Linked DNA regions of Homo sapiens: region 1 is linked to region 2. Evidence: read pairs that join two places in POLR2A ChIA-PET (ENCODE). Cell type or tissue: PC-9. All regions are shown on one strand. Each heading gives the region's core, and the rest is flanking DNA. Links, peaks and the distances in the headings are about the cores only.

Region 1 (10,294 bases), core at 1-5,000, 68 kb before region 2:
CACCTGGCTCCGACCTTATCGGGCTTGGGGAAGGCACAGGTGCCTGGGACACAGGCCAATTATGTGACTTGCCTAGTTGTCCACTGAGTAACATCATGGTCTACTCGACTGGCTTCTTGGCTTAGGTGGCCAAAGGGGTGAGGGCACCCTGGGGAGCCATCCTAGCTGTGCCGGGGTAGGTGACAGGTGAGGGCCATGGTGTACAGACTAGAGGGTCCCTCAGAATGCTGGCAATTCTCACCATGGCCCAGAGGCACCCGCCCTGGGGACACTGAGATGCCAGGTATCCAGGCTCCCCCCCAGCCTATGGGCAGCAGAGGCAGAGGCCCAGGTCCCTATTCCAGGCCGGCTGCTCTCCACTGCCAGCCCTCAAGCAAGCCATTTCCCTGTCTTGGGCCTTTGTCCCTGTATCTGGTAAGTGCAGCTGACAAACAGAGCCCGTAGGGTTACTGGAAGAATGAAACAAGACAATGCCTGTGTGTGCTTTGTCCACCTCCAGCCAGGCCACCGGGATGAGGAGGGACGGAGTGACTTCTCTTTCATGAGCCCGAGAAGCCAGCCTGGGACAGAACCGCAGAAAGAACCAGGGAACCCTCACACCTGCCTTGAGCCGAGCCCCCAACCCCCTGCCCGGCCTGTGACCCTCCCCACCATTCCCTGTACCTCCCGCCCCCTCCCTGGGCTGTGCTGGCCCCGACCATGCTCAGTGGTCATTAAATGGAGGATGCGTGGGGTAGAGCCTTGCTCCAGATGAGGCAGTGAGGCCGGGACCAGGAGGGGGATGAGGCTCGGGCCAGGTCCCCAGTGAGTCAGGGGCCACACAGGGCGGGGGTTGGGCAGCTAGGCCTTCTCCCACCCTTTCCTTGCCAGCCTGGCAGCCCACTCCTTCCCATGCGCCCATGTGGCTGGAACTCCATTTCCCAGCTGCAGTGCTGGTCACTGCATGCACACAGCCCAGAGGGCTAGAGGAACCTGTCTCAGGCGGCAGGGCAGGCAGACTTATTCTGGCCTAGCCAGGGAGACCCAGGAAGGGGTAGGGGAGGCGTTGGGCTCATGGCCTGGGAAAACATGATGTCTGCCAGGGCAGGGACCTGGCCACCTATAGGGGATACTGGACCGCACGGCCCTGCCCCATCCTAGAACAGTCAAGTCTCACTTGAGCCTGAGAACCATCGCAACCCCTCTCTCTGAGCCCCAAAGTCCCCATCTGGGCTGTAAGGACAGCTAGGAAGGGAGGTGGGGGGAGTGGCTGTGGCATTCTGTGAGCTCGGGAGGGATTGTGAGTACTGGAATGCCACTTAGACAGGTCAGGCAGGTTCCTGGACAGAACGAGCTCACTCCACCCCCTCCCTCCCAGGAGGGCCCAGGCAGGGGAAGGGGTTCACCGACTGGACTGGAATGCAGACCATGGGGACCTCATCCTGCATCTGACGGGGGCTCACAGCCAGATGGACTCCAGGGCCAAGGGCCCAGAGAAAGCAGGATCCAGGCTGGGGCCACACAGCATGACTAGGGCAGAGTCAGGACCAGGCCTCCCGCCCCAAGCCCTGAGTGGCAGCACTGGCCTTAGTCTCTGCCCAGGCCTGAAGGTTGCTGCTAAGAGCATCGCCAACATGGCCTCAGCCAGTGGGAAGGCCAGGGAGCCAAGGGCCCAGCTCCCACAGGGCCATGTCATGGGGAAGGCAGGGACAAGGGAGGCACGCTCCCTGGAGGGAGGGGCTGGTGGGCTGCCATAAGTGCTTAATGGCCTCCCACACTGTCCCGGCCCAGCTTCCAGCAGCCTGGGGGCTCAGGCCCTGCTCTGGCAGCCCATCAGAAGCCTGGGCCCCAGGGGAGAGGGTGGTAGGGAACCTCAGGCCCACGTCCAGTCCAGGGCCCAGATTCTCAGGCGCCTGCCCCGGGCTTGGGAACCGCTCTGGGGCTGACTAGCTGGAGTTTTTTGCTTCGTCACCTAAGAGGCGATTCCCAGGGTTGATGATATTGGAAGGAATGTGGGGGAGGGCAGGAGATAAAAACAGGGTCACCACGGCTCTGCTGGCATTGCCCAACTTACTGAATTAAGGAGCTCCCTGCACCAGCCTCAGGAGGGAGCCTGGATCACTGGGTCCCGATGAGGCCCCAGGACCCAGAGAAAGTTCACCTCTGCAACCTCTGCCTGCACTCTCCTTTACCTGCCATAGCCCCTCAGGGCAGGTATTATTCATTTTGTTACACAAGAAAAGCAGCAGAGGCTCAGAGAAGCAGTGCCATTGGCAGGTGGCAATAGTGAGACTGGGATGCAAAGCCCACTCTCTTTCCAGGAGTCAGGACAGGGGAAGACAGACCGGGTGGCAGATGACGACCAACAGGACAGGACCCACGACGCCAACGCCTGGGCGTGGGGGGGAAGGTGGGAGGTGGGCCTCACCTGACTGCAGCAGGCCGGCGCCTCGGTCCTTGACCCCAAAGTGCTGCTGGATGTCCAGAAGGACGCCTGGAGGGAAGACAGAGGGTGCTCACTGGCCGAGTCTGATGGCTGGTGTCCCCACAGACCAGCCCAGCCTCTTTCCCGCCTTGCAGGGCCCAGCCTGGCCATATCTGCGGCACTCCTGCTCTGCTGCGACCTCTACCCTGCCCAGGTTTCCCAGGCTTCCCTCCTGCCTCCCCGGGGACCTCCTGTCCTCAGCCTGTTCCCATCACTCACAAGGACCCGAGGGGCAGGGAAAGGCAGGGCTCCTCTGCGGTCATTCTGCCCCATGGGCAACCACACCTCCTATCTGCCAGCTTGGGCCTCTTCCCTACCTGCGGCCCAGGCCGTGGATCAGTGCAATAGACATAGGCCTTTCCCTCAGGGGGAACACAAAGCCCATGACTCAGAGAGCAGCGGGGGCCCTGAAAGCTGCGGGGAGCCCTCTGGCCTGGGAGGGGCAGCCGCTCACTCTGGTTCACCTGCACATGTGCACAACCACATTCGCACACACACGCACACACCTGTACATGCACACACACACCTGCACACGCACGCACGTGTGTGCACACACCTGCACACATGCATACACACCCACGCGCGCACACACATACCCGTGCGCGCGCACGCACACACACACACTGTCACCCCAGCTGCCCTCAGGATTATAACCGGGCCCCTCCATTTTCAGATTCTGGCCCAGGGTACAGAGGGAAGCAGGCGGGGCTCCAGGCCCGTTTTCTTGGGAGAAGTGGATTTCTTGAGGCCACACCCGCTTCCAAGCCCAACTACTTTAGGGCTTTGCACGTCACGGGGTGGGGGCAGCAGCTGGACCACCCAGAAACCACCCACAGCCCCAGCAGACTGGCAGAGCCATGGCTTCTGGGGGACAGGCAGGATCTTGGACCTCCTACCCCTCGCAGCACTCAGCCAGGGCTCCTGAGTAAGCACAACCCCCATCCCCGTGGGCCTCAGGGTCCCTGCCTGCATTATCTGTGAGGACAGGAGGACCCAGGGCACAGGCCAGAGCCCCGCTGACCATAGCACATCTGCAGTGAGAAGGGACAGCGGAAGAAGGAAGAGGAGATGGCCCTGCCTTTGGGGGCCTTACAGGCAGGGACAGAAGCCTTTGGGGGACTCCAGAGCTCTTCATGATGACGATGATGATGGCAGCATTCAACAGATGATGGTTTGCCGAACTGAGCATTAAATGCCTGTATAATCCCCACACAGCCCTAGGAGGCTGGTACTAGGATCCAAGTTGACAGATGAGGAAACTGGAGCATAGGAAGTCAGGCTGTGGGCTCAAAGTCACACCACAGGGAAGTAGGAAAAAGTGGAATCTCCAGGTGCTGTATGAGGATCCTGCTGGCAGCTGGGACTGGGGGTGTGGAAGGAGTGGGGAGGCTGGAACGTCACTGTCCCTTCCGAGACCCAGGTTGGAATCCTGAGCAATTTCCCGGAATGCAGGACAGACGGGCGGATGTCCCAGCAGCCTGACAGCCAGAGAAGCTGTCTTCCTCCTTGTTAATGCCCTGAGTGGGTTGACCATAATTACCCGTAATGAAGAGGCTGTGTGAGGCCCAGTTAATGACTTAATAACCAAGGCAGAGGCTGTGGCTTTGCCTTGAAGGTAGAAGCCGGGGCCAATCCTAGGCCTGTGGATGGCAGAGCCAGCAAGAGGGACCTCTGAGGTGCCCTGACCCAGCCCCAGAGGCTCACAGCCCCACAACCCATTCCTTTCTGGGTCAGGACTCTGTTCCCCCTCCTGATGTGTAGGTTTGATCCCATCCCTCTGTGGCACAGTCACTTCACAGGGTGAAGGTGTGGCCCTGCCAGCCCCGCCCTCCGGCCTCACTTCTCAGGACACCACCCCTCCACTAGCCACCCCAAACTACTCATGGCCCCCTGACTCTGCACACTTCCTCTTCTATTCTGGTACAACTCCGTCAACCAGGCTCACTCCTGCCACTTCTTCAAGGCCAGTTCAGATGCCTCCTGTTCTGGAATATCTCCCCTGCTTGCTCCCCTCCCACCACCCTCAATAAGTTAGTTGCCCCCACTCTTCCCCTGTCCAAACTCGTTTTAGCACTGGGCCTACCAGGATGAGTGGGTTCTATAGGGAATGCACACAGAAGCACAGCTATGAGCTCCTCCTGAGCTGAGAGCCGCTAGTTACCGCTTCCCGCTAAGTTCCAAGGAACTGCGTGAGGCTTTGAAGATGGTACAGACGCTGTCCTCACTATCTGTGCTGGTATTTATGATTCTCATCCCATTTTATATAGGAAGAAACCGAGGCTCTGAGACATGAAGTAATTTGTCACACAGTACATTCTGTTTTGGAGGTGAGATCTGAAACGAGGTCTATTGCCAAAAACCAAAGCTCGTTCTCCTGCCACGCTGCCTTCTGCGTGGTTTGCTGGTGTCCTCCAGGGCCCAGCACACACATAACCCACAGGGACTTTACACGTGGGTGAATGTTTCTTCATCCTCCACTAGACCACAAGCCAGGCAGGAGCCGTGGCCGGTCATCTCCAGGACTCAGAGCAGGGACAGTCACGATTTTGGTGTCGGGTGGACAAGAGGATGGGCGGAGTCAGGAGGAGGCAGGAGGGTCCCCATCCATAGTCCAGAGGAGGGACACGGGTCTGCAGTAACTGCAGGTTCCATTTCTGGGAGGGAGGCCATATCAAAATAGCCATCATGATGACATCCTGTGTCCACGGCAAATCAAAGCACTCTCGCTTCCTCCCTGCAGTATCCAGCTATCCAGCGGCACACTTCCCCATCCGATGACTTCAAGGTCCAGGATTTGCCTCTGCCTCCAGGAAGCCTTCCCCTGACTTCCTACCACATAGAGCTCCTGGTAGAGGGAGAACATTCCTCCACATCCAGATGGGCGTCTAAGGTCTCTGGGAAGTCCTGGGCAGTTCCCAGGACACAGGAAGCTTTTGGATAACATGGCCTGCTCCCGTCCCACCACTCCCCAGCGCCCAGTCTTGGGTCCAAGTCCAAGCTCCAGGAAGAAGACCAGAGAGAACCTTCCCAGGGAGCAGGGCTTCCTGCAGGCTGCGAGGCCCAAGGTCGGACCTGGGCTGAACCTTTCTGGCTTGCTTTCCCTCTTCCGGGCCTGGAGGCGGCCACAGCCACAGGAGGGTGAGATCCCGCTGGCCGCTGGCACGGGAAGCGTGTGTCACAGCAGCTCGGCGGGTCGCCTCAGATTTTCCTTTGGGCTCCAGCACGGCTCAGGCCCACGCACCCCTCCCTTCTTCACCACAGCCTTATTTTTAGCCTCTTTCCTGGAGGCTGAGGTTTGGTGGGTCACAGGATGGGCCTCACGCCCAGGAGCAGCCTCCCACAGCTCAGGCCAAGCCCACCCCGCCAGGCGTGCATGCAAAGTGGGGTTCCTACCCCAGATGCAGACCCCAGCCAACACAGCCACAATGCAGGCCTCTCCAGGCATACCCCAAATCCACAGCTGGAATCGTCTCCTAGCCACAGGGTTCTCATCACCCAAGAAAACATTCTGGAACAACATCCATTGACAAGTTACGTACCTCCCAAGCCCCAGGAGGTCTCACCTCTTGTCTGAGGCCAACGTCCCCTACTCTGGGCCAACAGTCTCTCTCGCCTGGCAGGGAGGCTGCGCTGGGTCAGTCCTTGGCTTGGGCCCGTGCACTCAGCCTCTCCCTGGCTTCCGGCTCCTGCACAGCAGCCCACAAACACGCCCACACCTCCCTCACCCTGGTGGTGAGAACAGCTCTGACTTGTCCCCTCTGCCAGCTGTTCCTTTCCTCTCCTCCTTTCACAGGTGACAGCATTTGTTGTTGTTTTGAGACAGGGTCTTGCTCTCTGACCCAGGCTAAAGTGCAGTGGCACAATCACAGCTCACTGCAGCCTCAGCCTTTTGGGCTCCAGCCATCCTCCTGCCTCAGCCTCCCGAGTAGCTGGGACCACAGGCGTGGACCACGACACTTGGCTAAGAACTCTGGAGAGTTCTTTCCCTTCCCAAGTCAATATTCTCACCTCCTTTCCTCCTCTGAAACCAACCACCTCCTGGAGGCTCAACCCCTGGACGCTCTCATCCCTGTTTCCCAGCCTCCTGACTGATTCCTCAGCTCACCACTGGGTCCCCATTCCCTGAGCGGACCCTGTAGGACACTGCAGGACCCTGGGAGTCAGCCAGGATACCCCTTTGGCTCCCTCCACCTCATGAATGGGCCCCGGTGATTCTCCATCTGCTTTATCGTCCAGCCTCCTCCCTGGACTCCCTGCCTCCAGCCCCTGCCGGCCAGCCGGCATCCCTCCTGCTGCCTGATCTCACAAGCTCTTACGAATCTCCTACTGAGTTCTAAGTCCTGGTCTGGGCCTCTAGAGACCCCGAGACAGTGCCTGGACTCAAGGAGCTAACGCTGTGGCCCACTGGTGACCTCTGGCCTCAGAGTCGTCCATCAGTCCTTTAAGATCCACTGGCCCAGACCCCTGGCTCAGTAATGGTACCAATAACAACAGCGACAATGCACATATTGACACATATCCACCAACTACTTTGTGCCAGGCGCTGTTCTACGAGTATTGGCCCAGTGGGTACGGCTGCCCACTCACACTTAGCAGCCCCATTGCCGCCCAGAATTCTAGCATCTGAGGCCTCCACGGTCTGGCCCTAAGCCAGCTCTTCTCCCAACCACAGTGCCCACCGCACACACATACAGCCCCTGACTCCAGGCAAAGGGAAATGCTGCTAGCCATGACTTTTCACCTCCCTGGACCCCTATTTCTTCCTGTGTAAATGCAGAGACTGGGAAGATCCCCAAACCTGCCTGAGAATCCCAATCACCTTTAGGGAAGGTGCTTATTAAAATACAGCTTCCTGGGGCCCTCCCCAAATCTGCAGAGTCACCCTTTCTAGATGTGGGACCTAAGAATCTATAAACGCACTGCCCAGGTGATTGGAAACCACTGGCCAGGCTGCTCTGAGTTCCCTGGAATCACACATCACAGGCTGTAGGCCGCCCAGCCCTGGCCACAGCTGTGCCTCTTCCTAGGCTATCCCTCTCTAGCCATTAAGACCTGCCTCACCTCTAGGGCGCAGATCCAAAGTCGCGTCTACCAGGATACCTGCGCCTCTCTCCTCTGAGGCTCTTGGTGAAGTGGTGCCTGTAACCTCAAGGGCACCCCCAGAACTGGATGGACTCTGGCCCTGACTCACTCAACAGCTTGCCCCAGACACTCACAGTGATTCCCCATCACTGCTGGTTCTTCAGTAGCCCCGAGAGGAGTCAAGCCCCGATTCCAGGACTTCTGGCCTCCTCCTCCCTCCTCCAGCCAGGCCCAATCTGCTGACATCACAGAATCCTCGAAAGGCCAAGGTGTAAGAGGAAATCCACACTGACCTCAAGAGCCCTCGGCTCAGGCCAGCCTCAAATGCAAGATGCCAACAGCGTGATCCTGAGGTCTCTTCCTTCCTAGGCAGCCCAGACAGGGCACCTGGCACTCAAGCTTGTCCCCGCGTACCCCCTGCTTTCCCCAAGCACAGTCAGTATCAGCCCACGTTCACCCTACCTGAGCCTGTCTCAGAGCAGCAGGTGGCTTAGCTAAATTCTCAAGAGCATGGGCTCTGGAACTGGAGCATCTGGGTTTAAATCCTGGTTTTCCCACTTTCTCTGCTGTGTGACCTTGGGGAAATAACATAACCTCTCTGTGCCAGTTTCCTCCTCTGTAATATGGCTTAATTTGAAGACCTGCTTCATTTCATATGGTTGTTGTGAGGTTTAAGTAGGTTAATCCACATTCAGTGTTTAGAATAGTGCCTGGCACATAGTAGGTCCTCAATAAATGTCATAAATGTTATCATTTGTAATTAACTAGTGGGACAGGACACAGCCCCAGCTATGACCTGAGAACAATGGGGCATTCCCACCTTGGTTTTCTTTTATCCAAAATGGGGGCAGATGCCTGGAAAGACAGGGCCTAGCAATCTGAAAGGATGGGCCCTGATGCCCTTCACCAGTCCCTCTCAGAGGGACCCAGGTCCCCATGTGGAGGCCTCAGTGCTGGCTCACGCTGGGAGTCTTACCCCTGCTCCCGCTTGGCTGCAGCTCCCACCCCGGTAATTACAGGGGCCTGAGAGCCTGGCTCTGCTGACCTGGCGCTGGATGGCTAAGGCTGGGAACCCACAGCCCGGCCCCGCTGGCACCCCACCAGCCTAGGGACTGGGCCAAGGCAGTCCCTGAGCCAGTGCTCTGGACTCAGGCACACTCACTCCTACTCACCCCCAGGCTTCCCCAGGGCAAGATCCTGCCCCCGTCTGCCCGCAGGAGGCTGTGATCTTCAGGAGCAGCTGGGCCTCAGGTTGCCCATTTCAGAAGTGGCCCAGAATCCCAAGACATCCCTGCTGGGTTCATTTCTGAATCTCAACTGGGTTTGTTCTACATCTGCTGGTCCCCTACTCCCAAGCCACCCTGCAAATCTGGGTCATTAATGGCAGAGCAGCTTACTGATCAGTCTCTGCAGAGACCATGAGGATGAGGCCCCCAGCCCAGAGCCTTGGCCCCTTAGAGAAACACCCCTCCCCACCCACGAGTCCTGCCCGCAGACCCCGCTAGCCCTAGAGAGACACCACCCTGGAGCTCAGAGTGTCCCCCTCCTCCCTGCTGTGTCTCTATGCCAAGAGTGGGCGGGGCCGGGCTGCCGGGCCTCTGGCCTGTGGTTCTAGTCTATCATTTGGGGCCAGCTTTACTGGAACCAGGCTCTGCCTGAGCAATCTGGGGGCTTTGCACGGCTACTCCTTCCCCAGCTCAGCCTCCCCAGCCCTGTCCTGGCCCAGGGACTCCCAAGACCACCAGGGGCCAGGGATAAGGTGGCCACAGCCTTATCGTGACCCACAGGGGGTGTGGCCAGTGGGTCATGATATGCCAGCCAGACACAGGATAAGGCAGGGGCCTGGGGAAGAGGGTGGGGAAGAGATAAGAGACCTCAGAATGGCTCCCCTCAAGCCCACAAACCCTCAGCCTTCTCCCCACGTGCTACTTCAGTAGCCAAGGCGGCCAGGGACTGCTGCTCCCCGCCTCGGATGGAAGCTGACGTGCAGAAGGTGAGCGGGACAGAGGCTGCAGGAGCCAGGCCGAGCTGGTCCCCAGGCTCCCACATCTGGCCTGTGTTCCCCACCTGCACCCCGACAACTCCCCACAAAAAGGCTGCAAGCAGTCACCCCTCAACACCCTAGCATCCCCACACGGATGCTGGAAACAGCTGTGTGACCAAGTAACCCCACCTCTCCCCAGGCACAGCCCTTTTCAGTTGACAAAGCCTGATCCTGCTCTTTGCCTCTTGGAAGCCCATTCAGGAACCCCATGCCTGACAGGGAAGGAATCACGAAGACCTCGTGGCTCTAGGAGTGGGAGTGGGGAGACCCTAGCATGGGCTCCAAGAGGGCAGAGGAAAGCGGGAGGCAGGAGGACAGGACCCTGTCCCCAGCCTCCAAGCTCTGGCTAGTGCCTCGTTCCAGGTTTGATTCTTGCCCCGATGCCGATGCTCTCCTCTCCTCTCCCCTGTGGCCCCACTCACCAACCTCCCAGCCACCAGGCGAGGACCAGGCCCAGAGCAGACCGGTGCTCTTCCTCACACGGCCTCACTGTGTGACCTGGGCCAGCCCTATCTGCAGAAGAGACAGGGCAAAGCTGCCACTGTGCCCTCTTGAATGTAGAAAAGCCATGTAGAAAAGCCGCTCTGCCCAGCTTGGGGGTTGCGCGGCCTCATTGTCAGGGCTGAGGACTGGGTAGACAGGGACTGCCTGACTACATCCTCCCATTTCCTTCCTGGAGACTCAGGCCCTGAGGCTCATTGTGA
Region 2 (11,430 bases), core at 308-5,307:
ACAGAGCAGGATGTACCACTGTTTCTCAGCCCTCACCACTGCAGCCTTTCCAGGGAGTGGAGACTCTTTGGGACTTCATGTAATTCCCGTCTTTCCAGTACAGACACCAGTCTTTTGAGGTCAGTGGGCCTGAGACGGTTGAGAACAGGGACCCTCGCTACACTGGCCCTGCCTCCTGAGTACTTGCTGTCCTAGAGCTGATCTTTCCCTGGCCCAGGCCTCCATCTGCCACACAGTCCTGCCCTGGCATCCTCTCCTAGCGGCCCCTCTGCTCAAACCCCAAGGACGGGGATCTCACTACCCACCTTGGGGCAGCCTTCAAACAGCTGAGACCATGAGAAGGTTTATTCAAGCCAGGTCAGACCTGCCTCCTTGAAGCCCACCCCACCCCCAAAATTCCAAATCTGGCTTCAGCACTTCACACGCCAGCTCCCCGGCACTGGGCTGGCTCCACAGTGGTCTGCGCGCAGCCTGCATTCCCACCAAGCTGCACTCCCAGGGCTGAGCTCAGCACCCTCCACTATGGAGTTCCTTCCTCTTCAGAATGGTCCCTCTCCATGCCCACGTTGGAAACACAAGGGCTGGAGCCCCAGCGGGGCCTGCCCGGCATCTTCTTGAGCATTCTGCTGAACTGCTGAGCAAGCCTAGCTGCCAGTCCTCAAGGGCCTACTCTACACCCTGACCCTGCGGCTTGGAACTTCCATCTCTCATCTCACTGATCCTCAAGATGCCTTAGGTAGCATTTAGTACCCCCGCTTTACCGACAGGCAAACTGAGGCTCTGAAGAAGAAGGTGATCTGCTTGAGATCACACAGCTGGTAAACTAAGCAGCCAGCTTTTGAGCCCACGGCCACCACTTCCACACCCCATGCTCCCTATGAGGCCCCACATGTCCAAAGCTGCCGATGCCTGACCACCACCCCCCGTCCCCCTAATGGCGCCGGGTGCTACGCCAAGTGGCTAAGGTCACCCAAGGCTGGAAAGTCCCTGCCGGTCCAGAGGGAAAGCAGAGGGAAGAAAAGGAAGCTGGACTCACTCGGAGGGCCCAGCGCCAGTTCCCAGTCAGCATCGTCACAGCCGACCCCAGCACGTAGCCCAGACCACTGCAACAAAGGGGCAGGGGCGATGGGCTGTGAGGGGAGGGAGGCGGAAGGCAGACCCCACCACCAGCCTGACCCAGGGTGCCCCCCCCACGCCCCAGGGAGCTGGCTCTCTGCAGGCTCAGACCTGTTTCACTGAGGAAAGTAAGCCACGTGAGGCCCAGATGTCCACTGCCCTCGGTCAGGTCACCAGTGACCTCTGGCTCCTGGCCCACCCCCAGCGCCACTCTCTCCACCTATGGAAACACATACCCTACACCCTCCTGCCCAAGGCTGGGCCCTGCTTGAGTCAGGCAAGTTCAGGAAACCTGGGTCAGAGGCCAGGGTCCTGATTGCAAATCCTGCTCTGGCCTAGCCTGTTGTGGGGTGCAGGGCCTGGCCCTAACACGCTTCCTCACCTTACCTCCCATAGCCGGCCCTTCCCTGGGTGGGCCACACTGCCGAGTGTGTGAATCTATACGGCACATCCTCATCACCTCTATTCCTCCCCAAGCCCATCAGCTGGTGTCACTGCCCCCGTTTACAGATGAGGAAACTGAGGCTAGGAGAGGTAGACTCACATGGTGAGGGAGGGGTAGCATTGGGACTCAAATCCCAGCCCTCCTGGTTTGACCTCTCCTACCCAGGTCCAGCCCCTGTTCTGACTCCTTTGGGCCTCAGTTTACCACCTGGGGAAGTAGACCCACGGGTGATACCAACCTTCCAACGGGGATAAAGATGTAGAAGACAGCCAGCACGCGGGTGCGCTGGTCCCTCACGAAGAGGTCGCCCAGGACGGTGGGCGCGATGGTGGAGTAGCTGGCCGAGCCAGTGCCCACGATGCCCCGGGACAGGAAGAAGAGCCAAGAATACTGGGCGAGCAGGCACAAGACCACGGTGAGTTCCAGAAATCACCCATAGGGCCAGGGACCCGAGGGTTTGTCGGAGGAGCCAAGGGGACCTCATGACACAGGACCCCAGAGTAGGGAGAGGGGATCGGGGCTACAGACACCTCTCCACTCCAGGTTCCCAAAGTCAAACGTGTGTCCCCTGCAGCCACCACCTGCCCCCCTGCCCAGGGGAGCCCTTTTCCTGGGTCCCACCATTGCTAACCAGGCCAGTTCCCCAAGACAGCAGCTGTTACCCCCAGCCCCACCCCCAGCAGAGTCGGGCAGAAATGAAGCTGGTGCGGCAGTGAGAGGTAGGAGAGAGGGGGCCTCCTGTTAAGAAAGTCCACTGGCTTGGCCAGGCATGGTGGCTCACGCCTGTAATCCCAGCACTTTAGGAGGCCGAGGTGGGTGGATCACCTGAGGCTGGGAGTTCGAGACCAGCCTGGCCCACATGGTGAAACCCTGTCTCTACTAAAAAATACAAAAATTAGCTGGGCGTGGTGGCACGCGCCTGGTATCCCAGCTACTCTGGAGGCTGAGACAGGAGAATTGCTTGAACTCGGGAGGCAGAGTTTGCAGTGAGTCGAGATCACGCCATTGCACTCCAGCCTGGGCAACAAGAGCGAAATTCTGTCTCAAAAAAAAAAAAAAAAAGTCCACCAGCTCTGCCCTGTGCAGACTCAGGCTGGAGACTGGAGACTGTGCTCTCACCTTCTCTCCCAGCCCTCAGTGCAATCCCTGATCCAGTCACAGCCAGGAATGGAGCAGAATTGTCCCCACGCAGCTCTGACGGGGCTGAATCAGGGAGGAAGCAGGTGGGGAAGGGGCCTCAGGGGCCTGGACAGGGGCATGGACACGTACCCGGGGGGAGATGAAGGAGCTAGAGAGGCCAGCTCCTGACCACAGCAAGATACCGAAGCTCATGGTAGCCTTGCGGCTATGTCGGTCGCCCAGGTAGCCAAACACAGGTGCAGACAGCAGCAGGCAGCTAACGAAGACTGAAGGAGACACACAGGGGCAGCCTGGATCCCCCCACGACCGTGGCAGGGCAGATGGCCCAGCAGGCCCAGGGAAGGAGCCTGACTCAGATGCCACAAGCTGGCATCTTGGCAGTGGGCCCAGGGTATGAGGAAGAAAAGATAAGGTGAACCTCACAGTGCGTGGCCAACATGCAGCCGCAGCCCAGAGTGTGGAGGCCTCAATCTGGCCCCAAACCCAAAGCCCAGCTCTGCCGCTTGCTCTGAGTGTCACCCCAACACTGGAGAGGTCACCATCCTCTCCCAGGATGGTGAAGGTGAGATGGGAACTGAATGCGGAGCGTCAGGCATGGAGCAGATGCCAGTTTCCCGGCTTTACAAACACACATGACCCCCGTGAGCCTGGATATGGGGACAGGTCTGATTTTTCATTCATGCACCTACTGGGGCAACGGGGAGCAGGGAAAGAGGGAAGTCAGCCTGGGCCTACTCTGAGCAGCAGATGAGGACGCTTTAGAATGAGCACACTGGGCCGGGCGCGGTGGCTCACGCCTGTAATCCCAGCACTTTGGGAGGCTGAGGCGGGCAGATTGCCTGAGCTCAGGAGTTTAAGACCAGCCTGGGCAACATAGTGAAACCCCATCTCTACTAAAAAAAAAAATACAAAAAAATTAGCCAGGTGTGATGGTGGGCATCTGTACTCCCAGCTACTCGAGAGGATGAGGCACAAGAATCGTTTGAACCTGGGAGGCGGAGGTTGCAGTGAGCCGGGATCACGCCACTGCACTCCAGCCTGGGCGACAGAGCAAGACTTGGTCTCAAAAAAAAAAAAGAATAAGCATATTGACTGTGAACTAGTGATGATTCCAGGAAGCCAGGAAAAAGTTGGTTTTCCTACATAGGTAAAATGTTCCCTGGACACAGCTGCATTTATACTTTTATTTTACTTTTTGAGACAAAGTCTCGCTCTGTCACCCAGGCTGGAGTGCAGTGGTTCAATCTCAGCTCCCTGCAGCCTCTGCCTCCTGGCCTCAAGCCATCCTCCCATCTCAGCCTCCAGAGTAGTTGAGACTACAGGCAAGTACCACCACACCTGGCTAATTTTTGTAGTTTTTGCACAGACGGGGTTTCACCATCTTGTGCAGGCTGGTCTCGAACTCCTGGGCTCAAGGGATCCGCCCACCTCGGCCTCCTAAAGTGCTGGGGTTACAGGCGTGGGCCACTGTGCCCGGCCCACTGTCCATTTTTCTATTGGGCTGTTGTTTGTTAATATGTTTTGGAAATAAGTTCCCATAGTCTTTTATATTTGTTTTAAGAATTAGAAACGCAACTTCTGGGACTAAGTTGGCTGGGTTTAAATCCTGGCTCACCACTTTCTAGCTATGTGACCTTTGGTAGATTCCTTAACTCTTCGTGTTCCCCTTTCATCAACAGTGCTATTCCCTTGTTTGGTTACTGAGAGAATTAAGTAAAATAAAGCACATAAAAGTTATCTGCATAGCTTCATGTAAATGTCCAATAAATGTTATCTATTATTATTACTGATTGCATAATTTCAATCACCATCATACGGAAGTGTTTAGCTTTGTAGTCAAATTTATTAACCTTCTGGAGGGGCAAGTGTTATTTCATATCTTGTTTATGCATATCTTCTTTATCCAAAAGTTATAAAACTATTTCCCAGCTGGACGCGGTGGCTCACGCCTGTAATCCCAGCACTTTGGGAAGCCAAGGCCGGTGGATCACCCGAGGTCAGGAGTTCGAGACCAGCCGGGCCAACATGGTAAAATCCCATCTCTACTAAAAATACAGAAGTTAGCTGAGCATGGTGGCGGGCGCCTGTAATCCCAGCTACTGGGGAGGCTGAGGGAGAAGAATTGCTTGAACCTGGGAGGTGGAGGTTGCAGTGAGCTGAGATCGCACCACTGCACTCCAGCCTGTGTGACAGAGCGAGAGTCTCTCTCAAAAAAAAAAACAAAAAGCAAACAAACAACAACAAATATGTATATATCCTCATATTCCTCACATGCAGGGATCACTTGCAGGCTGTTTTAAGTGCCTTAAACCTGCAGACGCTCTGTGAATCTGCAGATGCCCTTCCCAAGGGGAAAACAGACACTCCTCATTCCCAAGGTCTCCTAATTCAAATCATTTCTGTGACACAGTGGGTGAAATGAATGCTCCCAGAGTTAAAAGACAGACTCTGGAGGCACACTTCCTGGATTCAAATCCCAGCTTCAGCAAGTCTCATAACTTCTCTGAGCCTCAGTTTCATCATCTGTAAAATGGACATAATAGTAAAACCTGCCTGGTGGGATTGTCGTGAAGATTAAATAAGTTGATATTTAAAGCACTTAGAATCGTGCCTGACATGTGGTAAGGGCCAAGTCAGTGTTAGTTTTAAATATTATTAATTAATGAACTCACTCCAGCAGCTTCTCTATCCCATGGGTGGCTGGAGGGAGCCTGACCACTGCCTCTTCTCACTTTCCACTCCTCTTCTCTTTTTTTGTTTTTTTTTTGAGACAGTCTTGCTCTGTGGCCCAGTCTGGAGTGCAGTGGCACGATCTCAGCTCACTGCAACCCCTGCCTTCTGGGTTCAAGTGATTCTCCTGCCTCAGCCTCCCAAGTAGCTGGGATTCCAGGCACCTGCCACCACACCTGGCTAATTTTTGTATTTTTAGTAGAGACGAGGTTTCACCATGTTGGCCAGGCTGGTCTCAAACTCCCGACCTCAGGTGATCCACCCAGCCTCCCAAAGTGCTGGGATTACAGGCGTGAGCCACCGTGCCCAGCCCAACCCCTCTATCTCTTCAACACCCTCTCTCTCAGTCATCAGTTTCCTCTTCTCAGCAGCCCTGTGGACAGACAACAGGCTGGGTCTAGGGCCATAGCACGGTAACCGGAAAAGGTAAAGAGACTCACCTGAGGCCACCAGAGACCAGCCTGGTCATCAGGCCTCTAAGCCCACTGTCCTTTCATGAAATTTTTGAGCTGCTTCTGCAAAGATGACCTTTCTCTTCACCTACTGCCAAACACACACACACACACACACACACACACACACACTTCTCCCTCCGTGGCCCAGGACTTGTAGTAATAATCTTGACCACTACGGTAAGAACCATACTATGGTAAGGGCCAGTGTGGTGGCTCACGTCTGTAATCTCAACACTTTGGGAGGTCAAGGCTGGTGGACCACTTGAGGTCAGGAGTTCGAGACCAGCCTGGCCAACATGGTGAGACCCCCCCCAACACACCCCCACCATCTCTATTAAAAGTACAAAAATCAGCCTGGCATGATGGCAGGTGCCTGTAATTCCAGCTACTTGGGAGGCTGAGGCAGGAGAATCACTTGAACCCAGGAGTCAGAGGTTGCAGTGAGCCGAGATCATGCCATTGCACTCCAGCCTGAGCAATAAGAGCAAAACTCCGTCTCAAGAAAAAAAGGAAAAAAAAAGAACCAGTGAAGGGAAATGTTGACTAAACCACCATTATCTATTTAATCGAGAAGGTTGTGGGTGTTGAACCAAGATGGTCTCACTTTGGCCACAGATATGGCTGGAAGATCAGCATCAGCTGCTGTCTCTTGGCCACAAGATTGAGGGGCAATTGGAAACCATGCATGTTCTAAAGCCATGATCTTCTAACTGTTGCTCACGTAACTCTTTTGTCTTTTTTTTTTCCTTTCTGTGGAGAATAGGGTCTCACTATATTGCCCAAGCAGGTCTCGAACTCCTGGGCTCAAGCTATTCTCCCGCCTCTGCCTCCCTAAGAGCTGGGATTACAGGCGTGAGCCACTGCACCTGGCTCTCATGTCACTCTTAAAGAAGTTTCTAGAACTATGTACTCCTCCACACATTTTCAGCTAACATTAAAATGTTCTTATCCCAAGTTTGAATCGTTGCCAAGGATGGGATTTCCAGCGTTGTTGTGTATTTTTTTAAACTGTATTTTCATCCAAACTCTTGGAGCTACAGGGTTGAGTTTATTCAGTTTATGGGAAATGTCTACAGTAGAATCTAAGTAATAATGCCTGTCCTCTTTTGCCAAAGCAATTAGACGTCAAACTGATTATAAGAAAAATGTTGGCTTCATTTTCTTTCATTGAAAGAAATGTGTTGACATGCATCCCTGAGACCGCTATCTCACTTTGAATTCTAATTTGTAGATAAATAGTAGACACTGCACACGGGAACAGCTAGATAAGGCTTGGCTCCTTGCCTGCGCTTGTAGCCTGGGGCAAATCTCCCCAGCACGTTTCTCTTGATGCTCTCTGCTTTGCTCCCAAGGTCCCCCTGGGAAAAGCCGAGCATCCACGCAGGGGCCTCTGTTTGATACCCCAGAGGTTTTTACACCCAGGAGCAGCACATCCAGGATGCGGAGAGGAGTCCCTTTCTGTTTACCATGGTAGACAGGGAATTGTACAATGGAAGGAGAGGAAGGAGAACCACAGGCCGACCACAGGCTCCCCCTCAGGCAGGTCATTTTAGGAAAAAAACATACAGGCTTGAGAATCTAGAAATAAATCAGTCTCTCAAAACTCTCTGTGTTCATGTAACCCCTGGAAAGTGACTGTGTATCCCCAGGGATCCCTGTACCCCGGTTTAAGAGCCATGTTCTAAAGCCCTGAGATGATGGACTGTGAGGACCCTCGGTGCCTGCTGGTTACAGCCTGGGTGTGTGCACAGGCGTATCACGTGTTGTGACCATGTGTGTGCACATGTGGGTGTGTGGATATGCACACTGTGGGTGTGTGTCACCATCCAGGCACCCACAAGGGAAAAGCTAACGCCTCATGACCCCAACCGCTCTGATGTTGCGATGGGACGTGTGGCTGCTCCCTGCTGCTGGGTGTCAGGCTGTCTGTGGGCCCAGAGTCCATCTGAGCCCATGTGGGGGGATGTGCCTGTCTGTGTCTGTCTGTTTGACTTTGTGTGTCCCAGTAGTCAGATTTTTCAGTTCTGTGAGAGGAAAGCACACATCAGGATTTCTCAAAGCCCAGCAAGCCTCTGGTGCACCGCTGAGCCTCACCAACACGAAGGGAAGGAATGGCCAGCTCCACAGCGAGGACCTGAGGCTGAGGGACCTCTCCCAGCCCCACCTCCCCCTGCTCTCCCGCGGCACCCTACACTCAAACTACCATGGCTGTTCCAGCCCAGGCTCTCTCCTGCTCCTGCCTAGACTGTCCCTCAGGCCCATACCCCACCCACCCTCTGTGCCAGGGGACCCAGTGGGGCTGGAGCTGGGCACAGAACATGACCCACAGAAAGAGCCCACCCCAGCATGAACCCAGGGCCCCGGCTCCAGAGCCAGGGCTCCTCCTTACCAGTCTGAAGCAAACCAGCATGGTTGTCACTGATCTGGAAAACCTCCTGTATATCCAGCAGCACTCCTGCAGACAGAGGGACAGTGCTCAGGAAACGGGAAGTAGCCCTCCTGGCCTCTAAAGGCAGCTGCTCCAGGTTTGGCACAGGGCCACAGCTGACCAGCACAGCACAGGGCATGGCACCCAAGCCCACTGTTCTCTCCCCCTCTCTCCCATACAGCTGTACAACCACACACACAAGAGCAGGCACACAGAGAAACGTGTGCATTTCAAACACTCAAAGAAACAAGCATCCCTTGGCTGGGCACGGTGGCTCACGCCTGTAATCTCAGCAGTTTGGGAGGCCAAGGCTGGCGGATCACCTGAGGTCAGGAGCTTGAGACCAGCCATGGTCAACGTGGTGAAACCCCGTCTCTACTAAAAGTACAAAAAATTAGCCGGACGTGGTGGCGGGCGCCTGTAATCCCAGCTACTCGGGAGGCTGAGGCAGGAGAATTGCTTGAGCCTGGGAGGTGGAGGTTGCAGTGAGCCGAGATCGCGCCATTGCACTCCAGCCTGGGCAACAAGAGCCACGCTCCATCTCAAAAAAAAAAGAAAGAAAAAGAAAGAAAGAAGCATCCCAAAGGCACAGACATTCACACACACACACTGACACATAAGCACGCAGCCACACGGCTCCTTCCCTCCTCTTCATATGGGAACACAGATATAGATACAAACAGGCATTCCCAGAGAAACACACCTGCAGAGGCACAAATACACACACACACACACACACACACAGGAACTCACTCTCACAGACATGTACACCCAGCCTCACTCATACACCCAGACACACAGACACATGTGCAGTGAGATGTGCACCCAGAGGCCTGCCCGCGTATGCACAGGCTCAGGGCTGCCATCCACACTGCAGTCAGAGGAGCGGCAGCCCCCTGTCGCTGCTCAGTGCACAGCCCTTTACTTAGGCCACTGTGTAAACGGAAGTCCCTGGAGCTGTACAGCACAGTGGCCTCGCTCATGCACAAACACTGGAAATGCATAGGTGAACATGTACATAAAAAGACGAACGTGTCCTGGCTTGCACGCATGTGCACACACAAGCCTGTTCTTCCAGAGGCACAGCAGTGGGCACCCAGCCTAATGTAGAGAGAGAAAGTGGGTCTCCCAGACACCAGGGTCTGTTTCCTGATAGCCTCTTGGTGTCCTAGAAAGGGTCGGGGTCTGCAGCACCTGCTCACGTGAGCCATGCGGCTCTGGCCCTGTCATTATTATGAAGAAGAACAATCCTCACTTTCATCAGTCAGGAGGTGACTGACAGCCAGGCCCTGAGCTGTACACTCGCAGTTGTCATCCTAAAAGAGGGGGACTGTCATTGCCCCCATTCTACAGATGAGGAAACAGAGGCTTTAGCGGCCCAAGGTTGCCCGTCTGAAGCTGGGGGAGCTGGGGCTCAAATCTCAGCCAGAGGCAGCCTGTCCACACACCCAGAACCACAGAAGGGGAGCAGAAGCCCCCAAGTGGGTCCCCGCAGAAACACCCACACCAAGAAAGCCCTGCGTGCACACCTCTAAGAGCTGCCCCATGCACATGAAGATCAAGGGATCAGAGGAGCAAAGCAAAAAATCCTTGCTCAGGGAGGGACGTGGTGGCTCACGCCTGTAATCCCAGCACTTTGGGAGGCCGAGGCCGGCAGATCTTGAGGTCAGGAGATCAAGACCATCGTGGCTAACACAGTGAAATCCCATCTCTATTTAAAAATACAAAAAATTAGCCAGATGTTGTGGCACAGGCCTGTAGTCCCAGCTACTCAGGAGGCTGAGGCAGGAGAATCGCTTGAACCTGGGAGGCGGAGGTTGCAGTGAGCTGAGATCATGCCACTGCACTCCAGCCTGGGCGACAGAGTGAGACTCCGTCTCCAAAAAAAAAAAAAAAGAAATCTTTGTTTAGACATTTAATTTGTCCCCAATTGCCACTGCAACCTGGCATACAAACTGTTATGTCTTTTTCCCCTTTTAATATTTTGTTTTTTATTTTTATTTTATTTATTTATTTTTGAGACTGAATCTCACTATTTCATCCAGGCTGAAGTGCAGTGACACGATCTCAGCTCACTGCAACCTCTGCCTCCTGGGTTCAGGCAATTTTCCTGCCTCGGCCTCCCAAGTAGCTGGGATTACAGGTGCCCGCCATCACGCCTGGCTAATTTTTGTATTTTTAGTAGAGACGGGGTTTCACCATTTTGGCCAGTCTGGTCTCGAACTCCTGATCTCAGGTGATCCACCTGCCTCGGCCTCTCAAAGTCCCCCTTTTATTATTTTAAATACACAAAGAAGACAGTCATTGGAAAGAAAAAAAGGAGACAACACAGGTAAGCAAAATAAATAGCTAAACGAAAATGCTCCAAATTGTGCCCATCTTCCATTTTCAGGAATGAGGACTCATCCCCTTGTTTTCTCTCCTCCTGGGCTCCTCTCAGCCCCATGGTACTCTAGAGGTGATCCAGAGCCAAGCGTGCACCCACCCTTGCTTTCATCTGTAGCCTACCACCCTGGCCCCATAAGAGCTGTTTCCTGCAAGAACATTTTAGCTGTTTACCCCCACCAGTTCCCAGATGCTCAGCACGGTTTCACTTCTCCAGGTCTCTATCCCCACAGTAACCACAGCCCCCTTTCTTGCACATACAGAGGAAGTGCTGATGGAGAAGGGACCTGGACAGGCAAGACTCAGGGTCTTAGGGCCCAGCCAGGGACCTCCAGGGCTAGCGGCAGAGATAGCGGGTCCCCAGGCTCGTGGGTTCAGAGAGCTCCACACTGGTGATTCCTGGCTCCCATCCACCTCTTGCCCCTTCTCGCCTTTGCGTGCCCTTGGCCCACACTCCAACTCAGGCCTCCTCAGCTTTGGCCTGATCCACTACAGCAGCCTCTGAACTGACTCCCTGGCTCATTTTGCCTCCATCAGGGCCTCAAATCCAATTATATGGCTCCCCATTGCCCAAGGCAGAAAGTCCAAGCTCCCAGTCTGGCACCCAAGAAGCTCTGTTCTCACCCCATACACCCCTTTGGGGTTTTTTGTTTCATGTGTTTTGTTTTGCTTTGTTTTGGCTTTTTGTCTTTAGGGGTTTAGATAAGATCTTGCTCTGTCACTCAGGCTAG

Evidence for each region. Peaks named below come from ENCODE experiments on the same cell type or tissue, not always from the same donor. Only the 100,000 strongest peaks of a DNase experiment are listed, where the experiment ranks them.
Region 1: POLR2A ChIA-PET joins it to region 2 with 5 read pairs; 5 of 35 experiments call an interaction of 5 or more read pairs at or near these places.

The regions. Positions count from the first base shown.
Region 1 is chr17:4,505,426-4,515,719 of GRCh38, reverse strand. SPNS2 (SPNS lysolipid transporter 2, sphingosine-1-phosphate) reads right to left here. Exons shown (of 13, transcript NM_001124758.3): 2 at 2,408-2,473. Among named protein-coding and RNA genes, the nearest start is that of SPNS2, 12 kb to the right of the region's middle. RefSeq lists enhancers at 861-1,518, 2,875-3,521, 6,215-6,274, 9,511-10,179, 10,180-10,294. In PC-9, for the core only: a CTCF peak has its summit at 2,096; DNase peaks (open chromatin) are centred at 59, 1,299, 2,069 and 2,779; H3K4me3 peaks cover 2,624 bases; H3K27ac peaks cover 5,000 bases.
Region 2 is chr17:4,436,569-4,447,998 of GRCh38, reverse strand. It overlaps SPNS3 (SPNS lysolipid transporter 3, sphingosine-1-phosphate (putative)), which reads right to left. Exons shown (of 12, transcript NM_182538.5): 2 at 8,276-8,341; 3 at 2,831-2,967; 4 at 1,800-1,951; 5 at 1,037-1,103. Among named protein-coding and RNA genes, the nearest start is that of SPNS3, 8.3 kb to the right of the region's middle. RefSeq lists an enhancer at 8,110-8,610. In PC-9, for the core only: no CTCF peak of the experiment used is centred there; a DNase peak (open chromatin) is centred at 3,078.